Regions from separate parts of the Homo sapiens genome. Here region 1 is linked to region 2. The links are chromatin loops, found by intact Hi-C in ENCODE. Cell type or tissue: HepG2. All regions are shown on one strand.

Evidence for each region. Hi-C counts contacts between places; a loop is a spot of excess contacts. Peaks named below come from ENCODE experiments on the same cell type or tissue, not always from the same donor. Only the 100,000 strongest peaks of a DNase experiment are listed, where the experiment ranks them.
Region 1: it touches region 2 in a loop (3-fold over the local background); 6 of 110 quality-filtered maps call a loop at or near these places.

Annotation. Positions count from the first base shown.
Region 1 is chr19:35,859,004-35,861,503 of GRCh38, reverse strand. It overlaps KIRREL2 (kirre like nephrin family adhesion molecule 2), which reads right to left. Exons shown (of 15, transcript NM_199180.4): 5 at 1,873-2,023; 6 at 1,102-1,207; 7 at 837-985; 8 at 468-595; 9 at 250-382. Among named protein-coding and RNA genes, the nearest start is that of KIRREL2, 3.3 kb to the right of the region's middle. RefSeq lists an enhancer at 1-616. In HepG2, a CTCF peak has its summit at 1,007; a DNase peak (open chromatin) is centred at 153; H3K4me3 peaks cover 1,020 bases; H3K27me3 peaks cover 1,134 bases.
Region 2 is chr19:35,810,984-35,813,483 of GRCh38, reverse strand. It overlaps PRODH2 (proline dehydrogenase 2), which reads left to right and starts at 639. Exons shown (of 10, transcript NM_021232.2): 1 at 639-852; 2 at 928-1,124; 3 at 1,212-1,350; 4 at 1,436-1,522. The coding sequence starts at 679. In HepG2, a CTCF peak has its summit at 1,192 (motif pointing left); a DNase peak (open chromatin) is centred at 523; H3K4me3 peaks cover 1,947 bases.

The DNA of each region.
Region 1 (2,500 bases), 48 kb before region 2:
TTGCCCTCCCCAAAGGCTGTAACAAAGCCGGGTCTGTCCAGCGCACTCTCCGCTAACCTCAATCAATCAGGCCACGCCGCCTCCAAACTCCGATTCTCCTAAAAGCCTCGCCTTCAATAGGTCCGGTCTCCAGCCCCCGCTGGGTGTAAAGCTCCTTCCAGGCCACTCCCACTGCATTAGCCCTTGCCCCCTCTGTCCGCTCCCTATCCCAGGACGGGCCAGGTCCCCTAGGAAGCCCCGCCTTCTCACCGTTCACAGTCAGCCGAGCCTCCGCGGCGCCGCCCCGCAGGCCCGATAGCCCAGCCTCAGCTCTGCACACATAGTCGCCTGCGTCCTCGGGCCCCACCGACGGAAGACGCAGTGTGGCTCCAGAGCCCAGCACCTGCGACAGGGAAGGGGCGTCAGAAGCCGGATTTGTAAGGAAGCCTGGTCCCCCTCCAGCCACCGCCTCAGATTTAGGGCTGTACCTGCGCGCCACCGCGGCGGGTCCAGGTTACCCGTGGAAGCGGGTTCCCGCGCCAGGCGCAGCTGAAGGAAGCGTCTTCCCCCACGTCCACGGACACGGGCTCCGGCTTTGCCTGCAGAATCGGCCCAACTGGACGAAAGAGACTAGGGGTCACATGGCCGGGGCGGAATGCAGCCACTGACCTGGGATCAGCCAGCCCCACAGAAACACCACACCCTCTAGGGCGCAAGAATATGCCCCAGCTCCACACTCTCCTCCTCCTAATACCCCACGCTCGCTCTCCCGGCCCCGCCCCTCCAGGCCCCGACCCTCAACAGCCCTGAAAGCCACGGCCACCTTTGACCACACCCACAGGCCGGCCCCAGCTCACACAGCACATCCAGCGCAGTACTGCGGTTGGCGCTACCCACGGCGTTGCTGACCTCGCAGGACACGGGCTCAGTCAGGAACGAGGCGTCTGCCACGACCTCTAACCTTGGCCCGCGGGCCCCGAGCACCGGAGAGCCCCCTTTTGCCCACCTGAGGAAATGGTGGCGCTGTTAACGTTGTCCTGGCCTCTCTGGCACACCTACTCAGGTCCCAGCCCTTCCCAAGCTCACTCTTGGGGCTGGGGAGAGGTGGGTCTTCGTCCTCACCTGTAGCCTGTGACAGGAGGCTGGGCTGTGGCCTGGCACAGGAAAATGACCTTCTCTCCCTCCTGCACAGTGTGTGGCGAAGCAGACAGAGTCACCTCTGGGGGGTCTGTGAGGGTGGGACAATGGTCAGATGGGCAAGGACCAGGAACACCTCCGTCACTGGCCTAGGTGTCCAGTCCCTGGTTCCTCCATCCCAGGAGTCTGGGCCCCTAATCCCCTTCTCCCTTTGAGCCAGGAGTCTGGGCTTTCAGTTCCCAATTTCCCCAGTTACCTCAATGTGCCAGCCTTCTGCCCTCTCCTAGTCTCCCCGATGTGAGAGTCAAGGCCCAGCTTTCTCTTTCCCCAGGGACCCCAGCTGTCTGTCCTCTCCTGCTCGGAGTCTCACTCTGCTGCTGAGTGGCATGATCTCGGCTCACCGCAACATCTGCCTCCCGGGTACAAGTGATTCTCCTGCCTCAGCCTCCCAGGTAGCTGGAATTACAAGTGTGTGCTACCACGCCCGGCAAATTTTTGTATTTTTAGTAGAGACGGGGTTTCGACATGTTAGCCAGACTGGTCTCGAACTCCTGATCTTAGATGATCCGCCTGCCTCGACCTCCCAAAGTTCTGTGAGTACAGGCGTGAGCTACCATACCCAGCCCTCTCCTGCTATCTTAGATCCAGGAGTCCAGGCTCCAGTTTCCTCATTCCCCAAGGGCCACAGTCCCCTCCTTCCTCATACCCAGGAGTCAGGGCCCCACACCCCTCTTTCCCAGGGCCAGCTGCACTCACACTGCAGGCTCAGTGTGATAGCTGTGTCTCTTCCTGTGGGCAGGGCCTGGCTCCGGGCCCGGCAGACAAAGGTGGCTCCATCATCATGGCTGAAAGGGGTCAGGGTTAAGGTGCTCTCCACTGACCCAGGGGTCCCTTCCTTCAGCAGGGTCTGGAGGGAAGGATAAGAATAATAATGCCATCTACCCATCAGGGGTGTCCAATCTTTTGGCTTTCCTGGGCCACATTGGAAGAAGAATTGTCTTAGGCCACACATACTAACACTAATGATAGCTGATGAGCTAAAAAATTACAAAAAAGTCTCATAATGTTTTAAGAAAGTTTATGAATTTGTGGTGGGCCACATTCAAAGCCATCCTGGGCTGCATGCAGCCCATGGGCCGCAGGTTGGACAAGCTTGCCTTACTTATATAGTGCTCACTATGTATTGGTCACTCTTCTGGGCATTTATAGGTATTTATTTATTTAATTCTCACAATACCCTATGACATGCATGCTACTATTATCCTGATTGTATAGATAAGGCAACTGAGGCACAGAGAGGTTAACTAACTTACTCAAGATCAATCAACTAGCAAGTGGCTGAGACATAATTTGAACCCAGGTAGTCTGGCCCTAGAATCTTTAC
Region 2 (2,500 bases):
TTTTCTTTTTTCTTTTTTTGGCGACAGAGTCTCACTTTGTCACCCAGGGTGGAGTGCAGTGGCACAATCACAGCTCACTGCACCCTTGACCTCCCAGGCTCAAGAGATCCACCTTCCTCGGCCTCCTGAGTAGCTAGGACCACAGGTGTGTGCCACCACACACAGTTAATTTTTGTATTTTTTGTAGAGATGGGGTCTCACTATGTCGCCCAGGGTAGTCTCAAACTCCTCGGTCTTGGCCTCCCAAAGTGTTGGGATTACAAACGTGAGAACCGTATTTTCAAATGTATTCAATAACACTACAGCGTTTCCAATTTTAAGAGGAAGCAATTGCCACAAAAGTGATTAAGTAGCCTGTCCTGGATCACAAAGCCCGGTGTCCTGAGCCCAGGGATCCTTGCTCCGGAGCCCCTGCTTTCCCCAGCACATGGTGGTTACCTAATAAGTGCAGGCTGTTGTGCTGAGCATTCTTGGGGGCTGTTACTGGGGTTCACCTCCCGTTTCCGTTACTCTGAACTCTGTCCCCATTTGTTAATAATTAATTGCCCCCAAGGAGCCTGTGATCCTGAGGCTTTGCCCAGTTAATCAGTCACTGCCCCTGGTCTGGGCAAGGGGCAGTTGGTGAACTTGCTGCCTCCAGAGAACCTTCCCTGGTGTGGAGGCAGCCAGGGACCCAGGATGCTCCGGACCTGTTACGTGCTCTGTTCCCAAGCTGGTCCCCCCTCCAGGGGCTGGCAGTCCCTGAGCTTTGATGGCGGGGCCTTCCACCTTAAGGGCACAGGAGAGCTGACACGGGCCTTGCTGGTTCTCCGGCTGTGTGCCTGGCCCCCACTCGTCACTCACGGGCTGTTGGTGAGCAGTGATCCTGAGGACCAGCCTGGAGGCTCCTCATAGCCTGGCGCTGAGCCCTCGCTCCCTGTCACCCAGCTCCAGGCCTGGTCTCGGCGACTCCTGGGCTCCCGGCTCTCAGGCGCATTTCTCCGAGCATCCGTCTATGGGCAGTTTGTGGCTGGTGAGACAGCAGAGGAGGTGAAGGGCTGCGTGCAGCAGCTGCGGACCCTCAGCCTCCGACCACTGCTGGCAGTGCCCACTGAGGAGGAGCCGGACTCTGCTGCCAAGAGTGGGTGAGTAGGGAGCCAGGGCCCAGGGAGGCTGGGAGGACGCAGGAAGGGGCTTTGCTGTTCGGGCCCTGACACCTGCTGGCTGGGCAGTGAGGCGTGGTATGAGGGGAACCTCGGTGCTATGCTGCGGTGTGTGGACCTGTCACGGGGCCTCCTGGAGCCCCCCAGCCTGGCTGAGGCCAGCCTCATGCAGCTGAAGGTGACGGCGCTGACCAGTACTCGGCTCTGTGTAAGGAGTGCAAAGACGGGGGTGCGGGGAGGGCGCGGCTGCCCATCGGGCTCCCCTCACCACCCCGCCTACCACCCCATTTCAGAAGGAGCTAGCCTCGTGGGTCAGAAGGCCAGGAGCCTCCTTGGAGCTGAGCCCCGAGAGGCTGGCTGAAGCTATGGACTCTGGGCAGGTAAGGATCTCAAGCGGGACTGTCGGGGACAGAGTGCCTTGGACTTAGATGCGGCCACACCGCACGCCAGATGTTCAAAATGCTACGGCCACCTCCAGGCTTGGAACAGCCAGCAGAAGTGCAGCTGTAGCTCCCAGGCATGGTTGAAATGGATGGAATCAGGGTCATCTGGGTTCTCAGGGAGGAGCCTGGAGGCTGGAGGCTCTCAGAGGAGGGATTGGGATAGAAGCTGTTTATCAATTAGAAGGAGGTACATCAGTGTGTTCTCAGTCAACACAGCTGCATGGGTGTGAGCTGGCTGGGTGTAAGTTCTGATTAGGCCAATGGGGTCTTAGTTTGTTCATTCAATCATTAATTCCTTTTTATCTCCACATTCTCTTTCAACCCTACTCCATCTTTTTTTCTTTCTTTCTCTCTCTCTCCTTCCTTCCTCTTCCTCTTTTGCTCTCTCTCCTTCCTTCCTTCTTTTCTTTTTCCTTCTCTCCCCTCCCTCCCTCCCTCCCTTCCTTCCTTCCTTCCTTTATTCCTTCCTTCCTTCCTTCTCTCTCCTCCCTCCTCTCTCTCTCTCTCTCTCTTTCTCTTTGTCTTACTGTATTGCACAGGGTGGTCTCTAACTCATGGCCTCAAGCAATCCCCCAGCCTCAGCCCCCCAAAGTTCTGGGATTATAGGTGTGAGCCACCACACCCAGCCTGCCGTCTTGTATAATGCATATCTTTTTGTTTCTATGATTTTGTTTTGCCAGGTGTATACCATTCGTGGGGGGCATATTTTCCCCAATATTCTATTATAAAAATTTTCAAATATACAGAAAAGTAAAAAGAATTGTACATGAACATCCATGCCCCCGCCACCTTTAACTATACTCACTTTAAATCATATCTATCCCTCTATTCCTCTATCCATCCATCAATCCATCTTATTTTTTGGTGCATTTCAAAGTAAATTGCAGACATGTTTTCCCCCTAAATGCTTCAGGA